2 separate regions of the Mus musculus genome follow, and region 2 is linked to region 1. The links are chromatin loops, found by intact Hi-C in ENCODE. Cell type or tissue: gastrocnemius. All regions are shown on one strand.

Evidence for each region. Peaks named below come from ENCODE experiments on the same cell type or tissue, not always from the same donor. Only the 100,000 strongest peaks of a DNase experiment are listed, where the experiment ranks them.
Region 2: a loop joins it to region 1, with 1.9 times the contacts of the local background. A loop is called at or near these places in 1 of 42 quality-filtered maps.

The regions. Positions count from the first base shown.
Region 1 is chr12:104,697,498-104,702,497 of GRCm38, reverse strand. It overlaps Dicer1 (dicer 1, ribonuclease type III), which reads left to right. Exons shown (of 27, transcript NM_148948.2): 21 at 1-96; 22 at 1,978-2,133. Among named protein-coding and RNA genes, the nearest start is that of Gm31573, 37 kb to the right of the region's middle. In gastrocnemius, a CTCF peak has its summit at 2,647 (motif pointing right); DNase peaks (open chromatin) are centred at 175 and 2,654; H3K4me3 peaks cover 930 bases; H3K27ac peaks cover 2,719 bases.
Region 2 is chr12:104,577,637-104,582,636 of GRCm38, reverse strand. No RefSeq gene overlaps it. Among named protein-coding and RNA genes, the nearest start is that of Gm31573, 83 kb to the left of the region's middle. In gastrocnemius, a CTCF peak has its summit at 2,873; a DNase peak (open chromatin) is centred at 1,613; H3K27ac peaks cover 827 bases.

The sequences.
Region 1 (5,000 bases):
GGCGACTCCTTTTTAAAGCATGCTATCACCACATATCTGTTTTGCACGTACCCTGATGCTCATGAAGGCCGCCTTTCATATATGAGAAGCAAAAAGGTAAGGCACGATTCTCGTTCTGGGCTGTTGCTTCTTCAGTGTGCCTGAAAACAGGCCAAGTTACCCATGGGGAATTCTCCGTGAGTCGGTGCAGCTGCTACTCATTCGAGTTCATTAGGGCCAGTGAAGCCCATGGAGGCATTGCCCAGTAGTGACGTGAGGGCACCAGTGGTACAGCCAGGCTTCGGGCTGACCTTCTCTTACTGGGAAAAGTGCAGTTTAAAATAAACCTTTGTGCAAATGAGGAACCATTTTGCAGATGAAAAAACTGATGCCCAGACAGTGGGATTAGCTTGTACCGGGTTGTTCACTAGTCCCAGGTCGTTCACTAGTCCCAGGTATTTAGGGGAGTATGTCTGAGACTAGAGGCCTCACCTGCTGGCTGCCTTCCCAGTGTTCTTAAGACAGGCCACGACAACTGTGACATCGTGGACATGGTGGGTAGTGGCGGCAGCAAGGTTAGGAGGAAGACATTGAGGAGGCTGTCAGGGCTGCTTACTAGACGAAGATCAGTCAGTGGAGACATGTGAAATAAGAATACCAGACCCTATTAAGCAGGAAAGATACTACTTTAACATCTCAAAATTTCATCCATTCGTCTGTTCAGACCCTTTTCACTTCATTTCCTGCAGAAATATTTATTGTTTCCTCTGCCTGGTATCAGGTGGGTTCAGCATCTTCTTCCAGACAGACCCTGCCTGAACTCCAGCTTGCCAGTCTTAACACAAGCTCCATGCTCTCTGGACAGCCTGTGTCTTTGCTTCAAGCTAACCTTCCCTGTGTCTTTGCTCAAGCTAGCCCTCCCTGGGATTGTCCTCATTGCCAACTGCTGCTGGAATTGTGCCTCACAACAAGTCCTTAGTTGTAGCCTTTCTGTTCCACTGAGCTTTTCTCTTGACTTAGAATATTTTCCTCCTATTGCTGTCTTCCTCTTGGGATGCTCTCACATGTCATGGAAAAGGAAACCAACATTTATGTATATTGGTTCCATGGTAGACAGCTGAGAGGTGTGTTGACTCGTGGTAGTTTCAAACACAGCCTGCTACATTGCAAGGACCGTTTCTCTGTCTCTTTGCACGCTTTCTACCAGACTGTGGCCAGTGCTGATTGTGGGTACCAGATGCTGGCTAAGTAGCATCTGAGTTACATGGAAAGGGCTCCTGAAGTATTCCAGTAAGGTTTTAGAAACAGGGAATGAGATTAATGGTGATAGCTGCTAGTCTCCAAGTGAGAACTAGACAGAAATGTCAGGTTTTAAGTAAATTAGGGTCATGGTAGAGCCATTAGGAAAGGCAAAAGGACTGGAAGGAGGATAGTAAAGCCACCTAGGTGGTGTCCTGCGCAGCAGCTGTTCTTTAGCACCTTTTACTCCAGTGCTGAATGCTATCCACCACACAAAGAGCAATATTTGAGAGTGAGAGGGTTGGTGTCACATTATTGATGCTTAGACTCAAGAGATAACAATTGTTTTGTATGGTGATGGTTCTCACCTTACAACATATTCATCCCTTTTCTCACTGAGAATATCATGACATCTTGAGTTCCATGGTCTTGACAACTGCTCCCAGCCTCACTTGTCATCTTGAATTTCATATTGTCAGTCTGTGATTTAAAACTTTGAAATTGAACTCTTTCTTTGACTTATTTATGAGGAGAGGAGTTTATATACATTAGGTTTTTGTGGATTCCATTTTGGATCAAATATTTGACGTGGAAGGCTGTCTAGTACTTGGAAATCTAGAGTTGTTATTTTAACTGTGTAGTCCTTATAACTGCTGACCATCGTGCAATACAAAAACACTGGCAAAAATGTATTGGCACACTGTATCTCCCAGCCATGGCCATGTATGGGTAAGTGTTTGTGACTCTTTTCTGCCGAAGGTCAGCAACTGTAACCTGTATCGCCTTGGCAAGAAGAAGGGACTGCCCAGCCGCATGGTGGTGTCGATATTCGATCCTCCTGTGAATTGGCTTCCTCCTGGTTATGTGGTAAACCAAGACAAAAGTAACTCAGAGAAGTGGGAAAAGGATGAAATGGTAAGCTCTCAGCATGGAGCTTTTTGTTTGTGTTGACTGAAGAATGTTGTTTTTTGTTGTTTTCTTTCTGCTGTACGTTTGCCATGTAGTAGATATTTCATGTGTTGGCAGGCCGTCTGTGACTTCAGAAATAGTGTTGGTTTTGGTGCAGTGTGATTTCTCTTACCTCCCCTCCCCATTCCAGAGGCATAAACTTCTGTTATGTTTCCACTTAGAAATAAAATCAGAGCCCTCTCAGATTCCTTCCCTCTCATGTTACAGTGTAGCCTTAGCCATTTGCTGGAGTGACTCTGCAGTGACCTGTGATCTCCAGGCTGTGTCTGGAAGAATTCAGTTCAGCACAGACTAGCTTGGGCAGTGCTAGCTTGGAACTATTTCCTCTTGCCAACCTGACGACAGCTCGCCGCCGCTGTATGGGAAGGTTGCAGTGTACTACTATAAAGACTTTAAACCGGGCCACAGACTGGAGAATTCTCTTTAGTAGCTACAGCTTCCTTTGTCTTGTCCTCAAGCCACCAGGGGGCAGCCCGGAGGCCTGGACTCCCAGCTTGTGGCTGGGGGTCAGTTGTCTTGTACTTCTTTGAAGTTCTCATCTGTTCAGGCGTCTCGCTTGCCAGATTTATTTTGTATTGATGACAAATGGGCTCGCATTATTTCATTTTTACTTCAGGCTTTAATGATAATGCCGTTTCTGTTACAGGTTTGTGACTAGTATCTTCCCATGCCTTGTTTCTGACATTTCTGTCTCAATGAGTCCTAAGTGTCTGTAGGTGGTGGGTCTCTGAGGCCTGCTCTGATGTAGGCCTGCTTGCTGAGTTTATTTATAACTCACGTAGGATTTGACTTATCACAGAAATGCAACTTAGCTGGAAAACATTAAGAGCATTTTAATGCAAATTAAGTCTGAGGATGGCATTTGCTATTAATTTATAACACACACACATACACACACTCTCGAATACATGATGCACACACTCACACACACTTAGAAAAGTGAAGAATTTGAACCTTAGAAAAAGTACTTCATTTTTACTAAAAACAGGCCAGCAGGCCTCCTCTTCTGTCTAATATTTGATCCTTTAGGTAGCAGTGACATGCCAGGGCATTCCTGCGTTACATGTTACAGCGTGGACTTGTGTTTTCTGTCCTTTTCTGCTGACTCAGTCCTTCGTTCCTAGCACACACTCTCAGACTTTCATCTGGTGCCGTACACATAATCACTAGGGAGTCCCAGAGTCGGAGTGGTTATGGACGCAAGGTCCTTCCAGTTCCTTCTGCCCCTGGGTCACAGCTCAGTCTCTGAATGCCTCCTAGGAGAGAGAGTGAGAACAGTAGACTGTACTATCAAGAGATACACACACACACACACACACACACACACACACACACACACTTTTCAAATGCCTTTTGTGTTTTGGAGAGCATCTTTGAAGTATAACTCCTTGTGAAAATGAAGAGTCTGCACAGTGCCAGGGATGTAGAAGACAGCGCAGGATCACTGGGTGACAGCACCATGTTACAGGGCATGATTTATGCAGGAACTCTGCAGTTTACAACCTCAGGCTAAATAATGTCAAGTTGGCCCATCTTGTCTTAAGACCTAAATAATAAAGCTGATGTGGTGGCACATGCTTTTCCCATCACTTGGGATACAGAGGTAGGTGGGTCTCAGAGTTCAAGGCCAACCTGGTTTTACATAGTGAGTTCCAGGCCACCCAAGGCTACACAGTTAGATCCTGTCTCAAACAAAACAAACAGAAACAGACATTAGTTAAAGTCTTTCATGTTATCTTGGAAAAATGGGATAGTTTCTTGAGGTTTGCTGATAGCTGGGTACTTGGTCTGTACAAGGTGTCTATTCACCTTGTAGATACTGGTGCCTGTAGAGGCCAGAAGAGGGAGTTGGATCACCTGCAACCCTCATTAGAGTTGGTTATAAACTGCCATGTTGGTGCTGGGAACTGAACCCAGATCGCCTGCCAAGAGCAGCCAGTATTCTTAATCTCTGAGCCATCCCTTGGGCCCCTGTTGATGTTTAGTGTTTTTTATTTTTCAAAAAAAAATATTTTTTTTTGGTTTATTTTTTTAGTGATTGCATGTGGTTACATGGCTAGACTCAAAGCTATTTTTCTTTCAGGCAAATACAGAGTTTCTATCTTTTGTGAGTCTGGTTTAAACTGAGATGTATGCTTGTTTTAAAGTCACATGGAAAATAGTTTGAAAGCGTTTTGTCACAATTCCCTGGAAAGTTGTTCCATTCAAAGTTGAAGTTTACAGTCCTGCATTTGCCCTCAAGTAGGGTGGTGGCGCTGTGTGTGACTTTATGGCATTGCAGAGATTGGGTGGTATCTTAGCATTGCAGAAGATGAGGTCACTGCTGAATCATAGCCCATTATTAAAGTTGTCACTCACAAACAGCTTTTGTCAAAGAAATTGGATTTAGCAAAGATTTTGACAGAAATGGGATTGTTTTGTTCCATTTTAGTCTAATTTTTCTTCTGTTTTGTCAGCCTGCTATGACCTGTTGGCCTGAGTACCACAGCTCTGAACAGAGGGCGAAAGAATAATTTCCCAAATTCATATCCTCTTTCAATGGGCTTGTTTAGTTTTTAGTTTTTAAGCAAAGCAGTTTAGTTTTACATTGGAGCAAATGTTTTTTGATTTGAAGTGGAAGTAGAGAGAGAAACTGTTATAATGCCCTCCTATAGTTTTTAGTGATAAAGGGTTTTAAAAATAATTTTGTCTGCTTTTATATTATGTTATTAATTGTAAAGATAGTGCTCTTTCTACATCTGGAATTTCATTTTGTTGGTTTTGAAAGTCAAGCAACCACATTCAAATGCTGATAGCCAATGGAAGATTCCGCT
Region 2 (5,000 bases), 120 kb after region 1:
AGCAAGGAGCTCCAAGGGAAGAGAGAGGAGAGGCGCAGAAGAAATACAGCTTTAGCTGCAGACACTCAAGAATGTTTCTGGGGAAAGATGAAGGGGTCGTAGAGAGCCTGGGGGAAGGACGGAGGCCGACAAGTTAAGACTGGACTTTGCTCGGATTAGCTGGGGGAGAAAAGAGGAGGACAGGGGTTCGCCGGGAAGCGCCTGCTCACCTCTGCTGCTGTTGACAAGGGGAAACGGAGGATTTGAGGCCCAGTGGAAGCAGCTGCAGCTATGGCAGATGGCTTGGAACTGCAAGGAATGAACTGCAGGGGACAGACTGGGGAGGACAGCTGGGGAGGACGATCAGCTCTGCCCCTTGAGCTATCGGGACATAAGAAAAGACAAGCTGAGCCCAGAAGAGGATCCTGTTGATGGAGGGGGAAAGAGGGTGTATGGCAAAGATGTGGCTGTGTAGCTGTTTTGGAGGAAAAGGAGAAATGAAATCATAATTGCTTCGAGGCCATGAGAGCCCAAAGGACTTGTCTGGGAAGGAAAGCCATTAAGAAGGAATGAAGCACGGGCTGTCTCGCAAACTTTACGACTCTCAGGACTTGACGGCAGCACGTACCCCAGTGGGTATACCGAAGCTGTCACCCCAGAATATGACCTTTTGGGAATATAAGGTGTTTGTTTTTGTTTTTTCTTTGAGACAGGATCTCTATGTAGACCAGGACAAGCCTCAAACTCAAACTCAAGGTCTCCCTGCACCGGCTCCACCTCCAAGGGCTGGGATTACAAATCTGTTTCACCATGTCTGCCTTAGAGCTAGGGTCTTTATGGTGGGAATTAGTTAAAATGGAGTCATTAGCTTGAGCCCCAACTCAGAATATTGGTGTTCTTGCAGGTGGGTGTTTGAAGCTCCAAGCTCAAAGAGAAGCTGCCCACCGAGAAGATAAGCATGTGAATTGAGTTGATTGTTGTGATGTCTGTGTACTCCAGGGAGCACCAAGATGGCCGACAGGCTGGGAGGGATGGGGGTGTCCCTGCAGCTCTGAGGAAAGTATGGACCTGCCCACACCATGGTGCACTTCCAGCTTCCAACGCAGAATAGAAAATCTTGTTTTCTAACCTTCCCACTTCATGGTGTTTGGTTGCAGCAGTTTCAGGAAGCGAATGGAAATATTTGGAAAGTAGAGTGGGGGTGCGGGAGGGTTGGGGGAGGGTGGGTGGAGGGAGTCCAGCACAGCCACCTAGATCAGTCAGGACCTGGAATAAGGTAACCACAAGGGAGTCTTCAGCTCTGGAGGAAAAGCACCAGAAAGGACCCCACCAGTATCTCCCCTGCCTGCTGCAATGCCCCAAATACTCTCCTTTTGCATTTGGGCCAGATTTCCCAGCTTCTGTATGGTGGGAATGAGAATCCATCTCTGAATTCCTATGCACATCTACTATACACAGTGCCAAGGCCAGGAGCTATGTCTCCCTCTAGCCAATCAAGGCTTTACCTGAATGCAGCTGTCCATCTGTCCTTCCTGCTCACTGGATTGACAAACACTTCTTTGGAAAAGCTCTTCTGTGACCTCATTCTAAGCCTGGCCTGCTGGCCTTATGGTCCTCTGTCCCTCCCCTGCCATCCTTACTGCTGACTGCCAGGCCTGGCTGTTATCTGCTTCTCTGTGCCCAGCACCAACTTGCACTGCTGGCCTGAGTTCCCTCCGTTTGTCAGTTAGTCTGCATCAGGGCCAGGAAGCTCAGACAATGCCGTTTTTATCCTTCTCAAAACTGCTTTAAGTGTCTCATTAAGTAATCGCGTGCTTCATATTGTCGGGGAAATGGGCTCCGAATACCAGAGCGGGAGAGAGCATTTTTCAGCATACAGGAAATGATACAATCTTTTCTCCAGTCTCAAACTCCGTTCTAAATGCAGAAACAGAATATTCCCAATCCATAAAAAAATGATAGATAATGCAGATGTTCCTTGCTTTTTACAAAATAGATGGTCCCCGCAATATTGGGTGTAAATCAAATTTCTTAAAATCGAATTATGTGGAAAATGTCCTGTGGGAGTGTGCTTTTAAAGGGATCCTGCGATGCATTCACTGGTAAATCAAAGAGACACTCATTCGCTTGGTCACCCAGATATTTATTTATTCCAGAGGTGCTCAGACCTGGCCAAACATCAAAATTACCTGGGGAGCCCTTACAATACATACTACAGTGAGGTCCCGCCTCTGGGGAGTCTTTTTTAATTGGTCTGGGGTGGGGCCTAAGCCTGGGTATTTTTTAAAACTCCCAGAAGATTCTAATGCTCAGCCAGGCTCAGGAACCACTGGTTTATTCAATAAACATTTATTAAGAAAACTCCAAGTTAGACCTGAGCTAAGTGACTCTTAATAAGACCCAGCTTGCTTCCTCCCAGGAGCTTAGCGTCTAGTGGCCAATAGAGATGCATTAACAGACAATTTCCCTCCAAACACGTAGTCTGGGGCTAATATACTGACATTCGTCTATTTTATAACTTCTGAGTTTTTTTTCCATACAGCTGATTGGATTTTTTTGGTGTAGGTGTATGTGTGTGTTAGCTGAGAGATGGTTAAATACCACATTTAACGTTACTTTGTCTGACACAGATATTGTAGCCCCAGATTTCTTCTGGTTAGTATGTGTTTGCCTGCTGTGTCTTTCTCTGTGATTTTGTGTGGCTTAGCAGCTTAGATATATCCCTGGATATTAGATAATTAGCCTTAAAATTTCTATTTAAAAGAATCTAGGTCTTGGGGTTGGCGATGGGGCTCCGTTGGCAGAGTGTTTGCCTAGCGAGCACAAAGCCCTGGCTTGAGGCTCCAGCATTGGACTGGTGTGCTGGTGTTGGGTGTTTGTAGTTGTAGCGCTCAGGAGAGGCCAGCAGGAGAGTCAGAAAATCTAGGCCATCCTAAGGCACATAGTGAGTTTGAAACCAGCTTGTGTTATTTGAGACTTTATCTAAAAGGGGAGGAGGGGTGGCTAGAGAGACGGCAGCAGTAATGAGATAGCACTTGTTGCTCTTGCAGAGGACCCAGGTTCTCAGCACCCTTGTGATGTCTACAGCCATCCCTAGCTCCAGTTCCTGGAGATTCAAGACTCTCCTCTGGCTTTTGTAGGCACCAGTCAAGCACCTGGTACAGATGGAGATACAGGTGGGCAAAGCATTCCTCACACACACACACACACACACACACACACACACACACACACACACACACAAATAAAACAATTCAAAAAGTTAAACATGCTTTGGTCTTTTTCATAGATGGGTTTGTTGAATTGCATATTACACTCTGTGTGTGTGTGTGTGTGTGTGTGTGTGTGTGTGTGAGAGAGAGAGAGAGATATCTGCCATCTGGGACTGCCTCTGTACTTCCTCCTTGCTGGTATAACTTCTATGGTTTAAAGTTGAGCTATCCTTCCCTGGCTCATACGCTAAATGTTTGGCCTCCAGCTGGTGGCGATATTTTGAAGGAGGCTGTGGAAGTGGTCAGAGATGGAACCAAGGAAGTAGAGGGAGTAGGTTATTGGGGACATCTTGTCCCTCATCCCTTGCTGTCGCCTGCTTCCTTCCTGTCTGCCCTGATGAAGCCTCTTTACCACAATCCTCACCGCTAAGAGCTTCTGCCCAGCCCTGGCCAACAACTGCGTACCGAAATCTTGGAAACTGTGACCTTAACCTAACCAACCCTTCCTCTCTTCTGCTTCTTCCCTTAAGCTTCTTGATTGGACCAATAGATGGAATTAAAGAAACTTCTAACTTAAGAGGCATTTTGATCTTTTAGTTTCACACAATGGGCTTTTAGGCTTAATTGCGTGCGCAGTCACTAGCGTCTCTCCTAGTCTCCCTCCTTACTAGGGTGAGTATCTTTCTTCTTGTGGCAGGTCTTCATTAAACTCCCCAATCCTTTCTACAGGTTTCTGAAGGTCAAGGATCTTTGATTACTAAAAATTATGAAATATTAGCATGTTTGGTTGGGAGGGGGTTGCATCAGATTTTGTCAAAGAATTACATGTGATATCCTTCTAAAATCAGAACGATTTTGGTTCCTTTTCTGGGGTCTCCTGCTGCTCTCATTTGGAACCCTGATTCTTTGTTTACATAAACACAGACAAGCCACTAGACAGCATTCTCAGCTTGAGAGTGGCAGCTTCCCCTGGCTTCCCCGGCTTCCTGAGACTTTCCAAATTCTGTTTGGAACCGTTCCTCCTTGCATGCATGCCACTTCCTCCTCTGTAACGATACACACACACACTATGTGCTCCTACCTATAAACGTGGGTGCTGTGGGCATGCGGTCTCTTCCCCAGGGCTCTGTGTCCCATCACACAGCTCTTCTGAAGTCACCTTTCTGCTGGATTTCTTGTTAGCTTTGGATCCGGAGTTTGAGCCAACGTCTTGAGAAGCCCTGGGCATGGGAAGCCTCTTCATCTATAATCTCTTTATGGGTTGCTAATTGAAAATTAAACAGGAATGTAGGAGAGTGTGAACAGTCTCTGCCAGTGGGAAAAGCAGATGTGTGTGTGCAGGTGGCCAGAAGCCGCAACAGTGCAGACTTCTGGGGTGGGGAAAGAGGCTGTTCTTATAACATTGTATTCAGGCGTCCGTCATCTTTCATTTTAAAAACTATTGATGTGAAACCAAATAGCAGCATCAAATACTTTGCTCTCTTACAGGTGTCCTCTACCTGTTTTAATTATGGTGATTGTTTCTTTTTGACCACTTCTAGTGTGGTGGGGTCTAACAAACCATAAGATTTGAGCTTTCCCAAATACTCTTGGTGTTCTTTTGTTTGTTTTGTTTTGTAGATTTTATTTTAAATTATGTATTATACGTGTCTAGGGGGGTGGTGTGTGCACATGTGTGCAGTTGTACAGAATCCAGAAGAGGACATCAGATTTCCCTGGAATTCAGGTTGATAGGCCGTTGTGAGCTGCCATGTGGATGCTAGGAACTGAACTTGGGTCCCCTGCAAGTGCACTGAGCCACTGAGCTGC